Linked DNA regions of Homo sapiens: region 1 is linked to region 2. The links are chromatin contacts, found by Hi-C or POLR2A ChIA-PET in ENCODE. All regions are on one chromosome and are shown on one strand. The core of a region is the stretch at or near the end of the contact, and the rest is flanking DNA. Distances in the headings are between cores, read along the strand shown. Region 1 overlaps ALK (ALK receptor tyrosine kinase). Region 2 overlaps ALK (ALK receptor tyrosine kinase).

Region 1 (5,912 bases), core at 3,167-5,666, 56 kb before region 2:
GGTACAACTTTTACTCACGATTGCTTTCATTGATGGGCATAAAAAAAAAAAAAAAAAAAAAAAAAAAAAAAAACCTTCAGCTTCTGCCAGTTCTGACCTTCGAGATTTGACAGCTGAAGGCTTGTAGTGAGGCTCTTTTGAGCTGCTGCTTTTGCTTTCTCACTCTGCCCTGGATGTTTGATGGATTGAACACCAGGACGATGAGAGAACTGTGAATACCTGTAACCCCGTGCTTGTCAGAATGGCATCTTGGCCAATCCCATAATGATAAATATATATTGTATACAAAGAGAAGTCAAAATGCATAGAAACAGACACTTCTCATCTCAGAAGTGTTTACTGAGCCTCACTGTTTCCCAGTGGGGAGGGAGATGGTAAAAATAGGTGCAAGAATTTTAGTGATAGAACACTGGTGTCAAGAAATTCACTCATAGTTCATGTATGCATTCTGTCAACAAATGTCTATGAGTCATGCTCAGTCCCAGGCACTGGTTGGACTCTGGAAGCTCATTCAGCCTTCCAGGGGCTCAGAACAAGGTTTGGAGTTGGACGACAGACACAGTTATGAGGCCATAAGGAAAGGGGTGTAATGGGTGCTGTGCATTGGGTGCTATGGGAATGCTTGTGGCTGTCAGGCAAGCTAGCCCTGAGAAGGACACTTGAGCTGGCTCTGCAGGGGCAAGGGGTGTCAGGTGGATGATGAGAGGAAGACATTCCACACAGAGAGTGCACGTGTGCAAAGGACCGCCTGAGGACACAGATGATGAGCTGTGGCCACGTGATTCTCTTGGTTTCTTCCTCCCCCTCCTGCCCGGGGTTCCTTATCCTGGCTCTCTGAGTGCTCACTTTCATGTGTTTGTGGCCACTGGCTTATGTAGCAAGAAAGCCCATCCCTCTCCACAAAAGCAGTCCTCAGACAGCAAAGCCTCATCCCTAAGCCCCACAATCACCACTACCTCTTCTTGTAGCAAATGTCCTGCTGCAAATGCCCAGAAGACCTCCCTCTGAGTGCAGGCTCTCCCCTCGCTTTCACTTTCTCTCTGGTAGTATCTTCTTCCCTAACGAAAACTCCAAGTACCTATATGGACAATCTGTGCATACAACTATTTTTTACACCAGCACAAGTGGGTTTCAGTGGATGAGCCAGGACTCCAGGAATGGCCTGTTGTCCCTTCAGTCCCCACTTTGCAAGAAGAGTAGCCATGGAGATGGGGTGGGGGTTCTTTGTGGACTGCCCTTAACCCCTTTTCCACTACAAAAACCCCTACACATGCAATGTCCCCTCCTCTGAGAAGCCCTTTTAGGGTTTCTCAAATAGCATTGACCATGTAGCCTTGTGACCATTCAGTTACCAGCTTGTCTCTCCCTACAGTCAACAGGGACCCAGGGTCCTCTCCCTGTTGACTCATAAGTGCCAACACATGAAAGACAGGGAGAGAATGAGGCTGCTGGCTGGGGACGGGACAGGACCTGGCATCCCAGATAGGAATTCACGTCCCTTCCTTCATTCCCCGTAATTTGTATGATAATGAGGAAGAGAAAGAGGAAGAATCACTTGATGCTTACTCTCTGGTCTCAGCATTGTTCTAAGTGCTTTGCATGTGTCAGCTCATCTAATATTATGTGTACCACCACTTGGTGAGGGAGGCCCTAGCACTACTACTTTTACAGTGGGGAAGCTGAGGCTCAGTGAGGTTAAGTAACCTGCCTAGAGTTGCACAGCTTGTAAGGAGTAGACTGGATCTGAGCCCAGCTAATCCAGCTCCACTGTCCCTGCTCCCAATCACCACTCTATGGATGGTAACTACCCTATTGCCAGCTGATAATTAAGGATGCAGTCTTATTTATTTATCATTATTAACCATTATTTATTGTTTATAAATCCCAGCTGCATTTTTCTATGGTGTGCATACAGTCCTTCCTGTCCGCAATAAATGGCAAAGTTATAAGGCTTTGATGCACAGAAGAGGCCTGTTTTAGAGAGCAGGCAGTCCTGAGACTTATGTCTGGCACTGCCGAAGGTCATAGAGAGCCTATCCAGAAAGGCTGGCCTCCGCTCTCCTGTCTTCTGAAGCTCCATTCCAACCCAGTTGCCTTCACCTTCAAAAACCAAGTCTGCATTGAGGAGATGGAATCGGGTGATGGAATTGCCAGCTCTTTGAGCCATAAGGAAACTGTCCAGGCAACTGGAGCTGATGGCCCAAGAGTGAGGAAACACCATGACCCACTTAGTAGCCCAGTTCCCCTCTGCATTCATGCCCAGCCTCAAAGCAAACCTCCTTCTTTCTCATTACTTGGCCTGTTTCTAAGTTTGCCTTTTCCTCTTTGTTTTATTTAGGGAACGACACACATATGCCTGGCTAAACTCCTTGCTTTTACAGAAATGCATTCTCTTATGGTTCAGAGCCTTAGTGAAGAGCCATAGCAGCCTTGGGATTTTGAATTTAAAGGGCTTCACAAAGTCTACACAAAGATTTGGTGCAATGTCTATTCCTGGGAGAATCTTACATCAGTAAGCTCAGTGAATGAGTGTTCCCACTCCTTTCCAATGACTGATTGTGTTCCCCCTGCCAGTGGGGAAGTCTTGTGGTGGTGAGAAAAGGGAGGGTCCCTAGGGGAGGCCACTGAGAGCAGGCTGAGCCCAGGGCATGAGACCTACCATTGCCAGAAGCTGAAGATGTTTCTTCAGATCACTCACCTGAGGGCACCAGGTTACCTGAGGATCCAGGACCTTGCTCCACCCTATAGGGCAACTTAGCTCAAATGATGCACACATAATGGGAGTCTAAGGAAAGACCTGTGGGCCATGCTGCTTTTTTCTTAGCCCCACTGTGTGATCCAGGCTTTCAATTCACCAAAAGGAGTGTGAAGGAGAACCCACAGTCAAATTGGTATTTTGCATTGTGCTGTTCATTCTGTGGGACGTTCCTTGCAGTCCTAGAATGATCATCTCAGTGACTTCTCCTGGCCATCAGGAAGCCCCATGTTGGAATAAATGAAGACCCGGATGAGAGAACTGACAAGTGAATATCACGGGCTGTTAATCTTCAGCCTCAAATCCTTTAGGGGATCCCTGTGAAACCCAGGATCAAGTCTGAGCTGTTTATTAGTATGGCACTCAAAGCCACTGATCAAGCCTCACCCCTCCTGAGCCTGGCTCACCCCATTTCTCTGGACCCATGATTCGTTTGTATCAAACTACCCACAGTTGCCCCCAAGTGAAGCAAGCCAGTTCAAGCCATTTTGCCTTCCCTCACCTTCCCGACCATCAAGAACAATAGGTCTTCTCCTCCAAGAAGGAATCTCTTAGCTCCTTTTCCACAAAGCCTTTCTTGAGACCCCAGACCTTCTGTGAGCAGAGCTGATTGCACCACCATTTGCTGCCTGTTCCACATCTCTATGAGTGTTCTCACAGCCCTGGGCCACATTTGTTCTTTCACATGTCTTCCTCACCAACCAGGTACCCCAAGAATAGGGATGGGCATTATTTATCACTGTATCTGCAATGCCTAGCACAGTACTTGTCTCACAGTCAATAAATGCTTATGAAATGAACAAATTCCCAAATTAATTGGACCAGAAACTCTTTGAAAACTTGCGACATGGTTTTAAGAATGCATCTATAATGCTCTTGACCAAAATTCCATCTCTGTTCTTCATAACGACTCACTTCCTTCTACTCAACCTCCAATCGAAGGACTGTCTTCAGCCTGGGTTATCTCCATTTGTGGCCTTAACCATCCTACACTGCCGAGCAAATGCTGGCCTATGTTAGTCTTGGAAATGAGGTGGTTCCCATGCTTGGTGATTGCCCTGTCCGTGTGTGCCTTTTAGTTCCTCTAATTTCCTGAGCTATTTCCTGCATATTTCCTGTTCTTCCAGTCAGGACTTCTACTTAGTAATTTTCCCCCAATTCCTCCTTCTCCTTAGTTTACTAGTCTTTACATCACCACTTAACCACACTGACTTCTGTTGAGTGTTTTATCTTTTCAGATAATCTAAGATGAATTCCAATTACATTCTGTCCAACTGTTTCCTAAATATTCCCTCCATGATTTTGTTTCTCTGTCTTAGGACTAAAATTTCTCTGTGACTGCATGAAATTCTAATCGGCAGTCTGCTGGATGTTCACCTGCAGGCCTCAGAGTGATTTCCCTATCTGGAGTCTTCCAGCCTTTCTCGCAGTGGCCTGGTCACCTGCCCTGGGAGCTTCCTAGTGACCATTGGCTCATCCTCTCAGTAGATCCAGATGACTTCCATTTCTAAAAAGCCTCACTTGTCTATCAACTTTCTTGTTTAACCTCTGCCACCTTGTCTAACTTACGGACAGTCTCCAGGGTTCCAGGAGGTGGTGGCAGCAGGTACATTGTGTGTGGGATGTGAGCCAGAAAATGTGGTTGTTGGCAAAGCCAGAAATCAGATGGAAATAAAAACTCCTGTATTTCATCATATACCCAAGGTCCTTAGTTCTTGGCCTTCACCCATGACTGCCTCTCCAATTTCACAATCCTACATGACTGTTTGTGGGTTAAAGGCATAATCTAGCTAGCAGAACTTGAAAAATATTTCAATCATGGAATCATGAACCAGAAATGAACCTTAAAAGTAATTGAATTCAAATTCTTTATCCCCTACCCCAAAACAATGCAAGAGGCTCTTCCAAAGCCCATCTGGCTTTGACTTGCCTGACTCCAGCAGTAGAATGCTCACCACCTTGCAAAACAGATCACCCCATTGTACAGCAGCTTTAGCTCCCAGGTAGAACTTGCTGATATCCCCTTGGCTTTGTAACTTTGGAAAGGTAATGACTGTCTCTAAAAAGTTATTCAATATCTCCAAACCTCTTGTGTTTTATACACAAAATGGCAATAGTAATACCTGCTTACCTTGTAGGCTCTTTGTGAAAATAATGCTTTTAACAACGATAGCCAATGTGTATAGAGTATTTACCATGTTCTTAATACAAAGACATATGATTTCATTTAATACTACAGTTTCCCTATGAAGTAGTACTATGATAATGCATACAAAGCACCTAGAATCATATCAGCACCCAACACATGATAGTTCCTTCTCCTATTTCACCATGATCTGGTTGATCCTCTATTTGTCCTCTAGAGTCATACAGAGGAAGCTTACTTTCTCCTAACAAGGCAGTCTGTCTTCCCTTTGAGGATAGTTTTTATATCTCTTCTTCACTTGTTTTCCCAGGCTAAGTGATTTTAGTCTCTTCTACAGCATAGTTGCCACAGCCATATTGTTCAGAGGGATTCTTACCAGCAAAGGGGTCAGGGGACTTGTTCTTCAGTGATCTGGAACCTCCACCCGCTGATGTGGCTTAAGCCTGGCTCACCCTTTCGCTAGCTTTATTCTGCGTTTGAACCCCAGCCACCTAAAGTTGACACCGTTAGGAACCATGAAAGCTGCTGTAGCATTTCACTAAAACCATTTCTTAGACTATTTGATTCTTTTTTCTGAATGGAGAATCCTCAAGTTTTTCTTGCAGGCAAAGAAGGCCTTTCTTGTTTGCTATTGACATTCCCAAAAATGTCTGATTCGGAAAGAAATTCAATTCTGGCCCCAGCTTTCACATCATCTTGCTTTGTTTGTCATCCCTGTAGCCTGCCAGCTTTGCCCCTTTGTTCCCCTAATTGCCAGAGACATTTTTATACTGAGTAAATTGCATCAGGCCCACTGCAAAATGAATCAATTTGGGAAGAGTATGAGCTGCACTGTTGTCTTAAGTGTGCATTAACATTTAGATGCGTTATTTAAAATGGGCCTGGAGTTCATGCCAGAGAGACTGCCTCATGCCTATTCTGACTCATTCTCTGCTATTGGACTGCACAGAAGGGAACTGGGGAGCCCTACAGCCCACCACCAACCCTGTTTTATTCTCCATATCTCCAGGG
Region 2 (6,013 bases), core at 226-2,725:
TTGGCTCTGTGAACTTAAAGTTTTCAACAAATTTGGAAATCTTTGTGCTATTATTTCTTCAAAGAGTTATCCTCCCTTCTGGGATTCCAGTTACACATATATTCGACTGACATTGTCACTGATATTCTGTTAATTTTTTCCAGTCTTTTTTTCTGAGCTTCATTTTGGATGGTTTCTATTGCTTTGTCTTCAAGTCTAATGATCTGTTCCTCTACAACAAGGTTTCTCAACTTTGTCACTATTAACACTTGGTGCTAGTTAATACTTTGTTGGGGGAGCTGTCCTGTGAATTATAGGATGCTTAGCAATATCCTTTGTCTGTACCCATTGGATGCCAATAGCACCTTCCCCTCATTTCTGACAACAAAAATCACGTCCTCACATTACCAAATGTTCCCTAGTAAAAAACGGGCCCCTGTTGAGAACCACTGCCCTACACTCTCTAATCTGCTTTTAGTCCCATCCGGTATATTTTTTATCTCAAAAATTTCCATCTGGGCCTGTTTCAGTCTTTCATTTTTCCCCTGATTTGCCCATGTCTCCTTTACATGAAGGCACACACAGGCTTCTGTTCTACCACTTGCTTTTATAAATAAATTTGTGTTTGAACACAATAATGCCCATTTGCCAGTATATTATGATGGCTGTTTTCATGACTCAACAGGAGAGTTGAATAGTTGACGACCTGCAAAGCCTAAAATATTTGCATATTTATACTCCAGTTCTTTATGGAAAAGGTTTTTGGCCCCCTGCTTTATATTAGTAAGTATATTTATAAGGTTTATAATAAGCTGTTCTAAGATCATCAAATTCTATTATCGCTTTGACTTCTATCTCTGTTTCCACTGAGTGATTATCTTCTTAATTATAGGTCCAATTTTCTTCTTTTTTGAATGCCTGGTAACTTTTGGTTAGATACTAGACATTGTGATTTTATATCATCAAGGCTGAATTTTGCTAATATTCCCTTAAAGAGTGTTGGATTTTGATCTGGCATGCAGTTAAGTAATTTGTAAATCAGTTTGATAGTTTCAAAGATTGCTGTTAAGTTTTGCTGTGTCAGACTCAGAGTAGCCTTTATTGTGGGACTAATTTAATCCTAATACTGGGAAAGTGTAACTTTTCTGAGGGCTCTACTGAATGACCCATGAGTAACTAGATCTACCTACTTTGGCTGGTTGGGACACAGACTGTTCATAGCCTTGGATCTAGGAATTGTTCAGCCTGATGATTTCTGGTACTGCTTTCCTTGCCCGGTGGTAGTTTTCCCTCATGCATGCATGAATTAGTACTCAGCCAAAGACTCAAGGGGACGCCTTTACAGATTTCCAGAACACTCATATTCTCTCTCTCCCCTACATCTCCCATCCCAACCTTGACTTAGTCACCAAGCTGTGTTTGGTTTTATTCTCTCTGCATGGCAACCTGGAAACTGCCTCCAGGCAATAATCTGGAAAAATTATAAGTGTCACTTCATTTGTTTCCTTTCTCTCAAGGATCACTTGTTTCCCTTCTCTCAAGTCTTGTGCTGTCTGTTGTTCAGTGGCTGAAACCCACCATTTTTTCTAGATTTCCAGCTTTCTATTTCTTTGTAACATGAGAGCAATCCCTGTAGCAGTTAATCCTCATGAGCCAAAGTAGAAGTTTTTGAGGAGCTCTGAATAAACCAAAGAACAGACTTTCATATTAAAACATATTTTCAGTATGAAACATACCATATCTACTGTGAACAGCAGTCATCATTTTCTGTGGTATTTCAAGTGAATGGAATGTCTGGAATCCTTCTTCTTGCTGCAACAGTCAATCCAAAACAAGGGAGCACGTAAGCACTAATTTCCTTGGGTATTTCACATGTTAAGAGAAGTGGGCATCTAAACCATCCTGTAAAAATCCATCTAAGGTCTAAAAGAAGGAAATAAAATTATCCTTCATTACATGTTTTTGGTTTATTATTGTTAGCATGTTAGTCTTAGGTCGGATTTATGGTGTAGGTTTTTACGATTATATGTTATAAGACTACTTTGATTATACAATCAGCCCAAATGTGCTGTAATATGTTCTATATATTTATTCCCATTTTATAGGATTTGGATCATCATTTTATTATTTCAGATGATGTTACATTTTGCTCTTGTGCCTTGTTATTGGCTATATTTATAATTAATTGGATCCTAAGTCTTTGGTTAACAGCATAACCCTTTTTATGACATAATTCCTATGGGGAAAATAGGAATCATTTTATAATGATTTGCTTTATAACACTGTTTTCAAGGACACATTGTAGCAAAAAGGAGCCATTGCTTTAAAAGGACTCTAGTTTAACTCTTGCATTTCTTCTCAGTATGGTACAGGCATACCTCATTAAGATATTCCAGACCACCACGATAAAGCAAGTATCTCAGTAAAGCAAGTAACACAAATTGTTTGGTTTTTCCAGTGCATATGAGTTTTGTTTACTAAGTGTGCAATAGCATTATGTCTAAAAAATGTACATACCTTAATATGAAAATGTTTTATTGCTAAAATATGCTAACAATCATTTGAGCCTTCGGTGAGTCAGAATCTCTTAGCTCGTGGCAGGTCTGACCTCAATGTTGGTGGCTGTTGACTAATCAGGGTAGTGGATGCTGAAGGGTGGGATGGCTGTGGCAATTTTAAAAATGACAGCAATGAAGTTCGCTGCATCAACTAACTCTTCCTTTTATGAAAGAGTTTTCTGTAGCATGTGTTGTTGTTTGATAGCGTTTTACCCACAGTAGAACTTCTTTCAAATTTAGAGTTAATCCTCTCAAACCCTGCTACTGCTTTATCAGCTAAGTTTATGAAATATTTTAAATCCTTTTTGTCATTTCAACAATGTTAACAATATCTTCACCAAGAATAGATTCGATTTCAAGATACTACTTTCTTTGTTCTTCCACAAAAAGCAACTCCTCTTCCATTCAAATTTTATCATGAGATTGCAGCAATTCAGACACATCTTTGGAGTCTCCTTCTAATTCTACTTCTCTGGCTGTTTCTACCACACCTGCAGTTGCTTTCTCCAATGAAGTCTTAAACCCCTCAAAGTCATCCGTGAGGGATGGAATCAACTTCTTCTAAACTCTTGTCCATGTTGATATTTCGACCTCTGCTACAAATCAAAAATATTCTTAATGACACCTAGAATGGTCCTTTTTTTTTTCCAGAAGAGTTTCCATTTGCTTTGCCCAGATCCATCAGAGGAATCACTATCTATGGCACTTACAGCCTAACGAATGCATTTATTAAATAATAAGACTGAAAGTTGAAATTACTTCGTGATCAATGGGCTGCAAAATGGATGTTGTGTTAGCAGGAATGAATACAATATTGACTTCCTTATACAGCTCCATCAGAGCCCTTGTGTAACCAGGTACATTGTCAACAAGCATATTTTTAAAGGAATCTTTTTCTCTGAGCAATAGGTCTGAACAGTGGACTTAAAATATTTAGTAAACCATGTATTGTGATCCAGACTTCGTTGTTACATTTATAGGGCACAGGCAGAGTAGATTTAGCATAATTCTTAAGGGCCCCACAATTTTCAGAATGGTAAATGAATATTGTTTGTAACTTACAAGTCACCAGCTGCATTTGCCCTTAACAAAAGAGTCAGACTGTCCTTTTAAGTTTTGAAGCCAGGTATTGACTTCTCTAGCTATGAAAGTCCTAGATGGCATCTTTCAATAGAAGGAAGTTTTAATCTATATTGAAAATCTGTTGTGTAGTGTAGCCACTTTCATCAGTGATCTTACCTAGATCTCTAGATAACTTGCTGCAGCTTCTCCATCAGCACTTGCTGCTTCACTTTGTACTTTTATGTTATGGACATGGCTTGTTGCCTTAAACCTCATAAACCAACCTCTGCTAGCTTCAAACTTTTCTTCTGCAGCTTCCTCGCCTCTCTCAGCCTTCCTGGAACTGAAGAGAGTTAGAGCCTTGTTCTTGGTTAGGCTTTGGCTGAAGAGAATATTTTGGCTGATTTGATCTCCTATTCAGAACACCGAAACTTTTCTGCACAGCAGCAATAAGTCTGTTTCACTTTTCTTATCATTTGTGTGCTCCCTTGAGTAACACTTTTTATTAAAAGTCCTCCAAGAACTTTTCCTTTGCATTCACAACTTGGCTATTTGGTGCAAGAGGCCTAGCTTTTGGTCTGTCTCAGCTTTCAACATGCCTTCCTTACCAAGCTTAATCATTTCCAACTTTTGATTTAAAGTTAAAGACATATGACGCTTCCTTTCACTTGAACACTTAGAGGCCATTGTAGGGCTAGTAATTGGCCTCATTTAAATATGATGTGTCTCAAGGAATAGAAAGGCCTGAAGATAGGGAGAAAAATGGAGAATGGCATGTCGGTGGAGCAGTCAGACAACATTTATTGATTAAATTCACTGTTTTATTTTGGCGTGGTTTTTGGCATCCCAAACCAATTACAATACTAACATCAAAGATCACTGATCCCAGATCACTGGAACAGATATAATAATAATGAAAAAATTTGAAATATTGTAAGAAGTATCAAAATGTGACACAGAGACAAGTGAGCACACACTGCTGGAAAATATGGTGCCAATAGACTTACTCTATGCAGGGCTGCCACAAATCTTCAGTTTGTAAAAAATGTAATGTCTGTGAAGTGCAATAAAACAAGGCGTGCCTGCATGTGTATATGACTTATGTCCTCCGCTGGGTAACAAATGTGCTTAGAACAATGATCAAGTATTGCATTCTTTGTATCTACAATGCCTTACATTTAAGAAGAAAGCAGCATGGCATAATGCTATTGTATTTCAAACGATTTTTTCATGCATCAAAACTCTTTCTTTAAATTGTATTTTACATGGAAGCCCAATTTAGAAAATATATTAACAAGAATTCTTCTGGCTGAAGTGAGATCAGGAGCTCAGCCCCCACATCTTGCTGTGTTCGTTCCACTCCTACTGCAAGGTAGTCACTAAAACCTCTTCACTGTGGAGCAAGGCTCCAGGGTGGATGGGTCAAGATTTGCAATGAGTCAAGCTGAGTTCCAGCTGAGGATCCACTGTGTACTTGCTTAGAGATTTGGAGTGAGTCACATAACCTTTCTGAGGCTGCTTTTTACAAAACATGGATTTTAATCATTATAATACTTCTATATCAGTCAGGAATGCTTTTAGCTGAAAGTAACATAAAATTCAGTTTATGGTGATCTAAACAGAGATTCGCTTTTCTTACTTAAAAATAAGTTCAGAGGTATGCAGTTACTAAATGTTTTTTAGACATTCAGTGATATTGTTGGGGACCTCAGCTGTTTTTATCTTTCTGTCCCATCATACTTAGCATTTTGGCTTTTATTTGTATGCTTGTTACTTCAGTGTCACAAGATGGCTATTCATTTATAAGTTCCAGGAAGAAAGAAGAAGCAAAGTCCTCTACCTCTGGAAGTTGTTTGTTTTTAATTCAGGAAGAAAAATTCTCCCTCAGCACACTTAAAAAAAAAAAATCATTAGCTAGAACATGCCCATCCTTAGCCAATCAGTTGCCAAAAATAACGAGTTTGCAACAATCAAAGATTTCCGCCTGAGGATTAGATAGGGACTTATGTTCCCAAGTTTTAAGGAATCTCCAGCCCAACCTCTGAAAACATCAGCGTCCTGCTGACAGAAGAGAGGGAGCAGCAGAGGAGTGTCCATTGGTGTCCGCCATGTCTGTCCCTATTCCTGCCTGAAGTTTAGATGGCTGCCATGTGCTTCAAATGTGGATGTTGGAGAAAGTGACTTTCAACCTATAAAAGCACCAATGAAATGAGATCATTCATTATGTTAACCTCTCGGTAAATTAAGGAGTGAACAAAGGGGAAAATTTCAATGGAGAATAAGAATGACCTTGAATGTCCTAAGTCAGCAGTTATCAAAGTCTGCAAGTTTCAGTGTGCTGCAAGAAGCTGTTTGTTTTTAAGGCATATGTTAGATGGCATCAGAAGGATTGTTAATTTAAAATATAAATTCAG

What was found. Hi-C counts contacts between places; a loop is a spot of excess contacts on that map. ChIA-PET counts read pairs that join two places held with the same protein, here RNA polymerase II (POLR2A). Pooled maps may share reads with other maps.
Region 1: a loop to region 2 is called in a map of IMR-90, with 2.2 times the contacts of the local background. The contact joins two enhancer-like sites. A Hi-C loop is called at or near these places in 4 of 168 maps with a recorded cell type or tissue (IMR-90, astrocyte of the cerebellum, breast epithelium and 1 more) and 1 of 50 pooled maps. POLR2A ChIA-PET finds 5 or more read pairs at or near these places in 1 of 52 experiments (AG04449).

Annotation. Positions count from the first base shown.
Region 1 is chr2:29,518,020-29,523,931 of GRCh38, reverse strand. All of the region lies in intron 4 of ALK (ALK receptor tyrosine kinase), which reads left to right. Among named protein-coding and RNA genes, the nearest start is that of ALK, 400 kb to the left of the region's middle. RefSeq lists a silencer at 1,355-1,649. Within about 2 kb of position 4,416, at least 4 of the 41 ENCODE cell types and tissues checked have a DNase peak (open chromatin) inside an H3K27ac peak, as active enhancers do.
Region 2 is chr2:29,459,058-29,465,070 of GRCh38, reverse strand. All of the region lies in intron 4 of ALK (ALK receptor tyrosine kinase), which reads left to right. Among named protein-coding and RNA genes, the nearest start is that of CLIP4, 350 kb to the right of the region's middle. Within about 2 kb of position 1,475, at least 2 of the 41 ENCODE cell types and tissues checked have a DNase peak (open chromatin) inside an H3K27ac peak, as active enhancers do.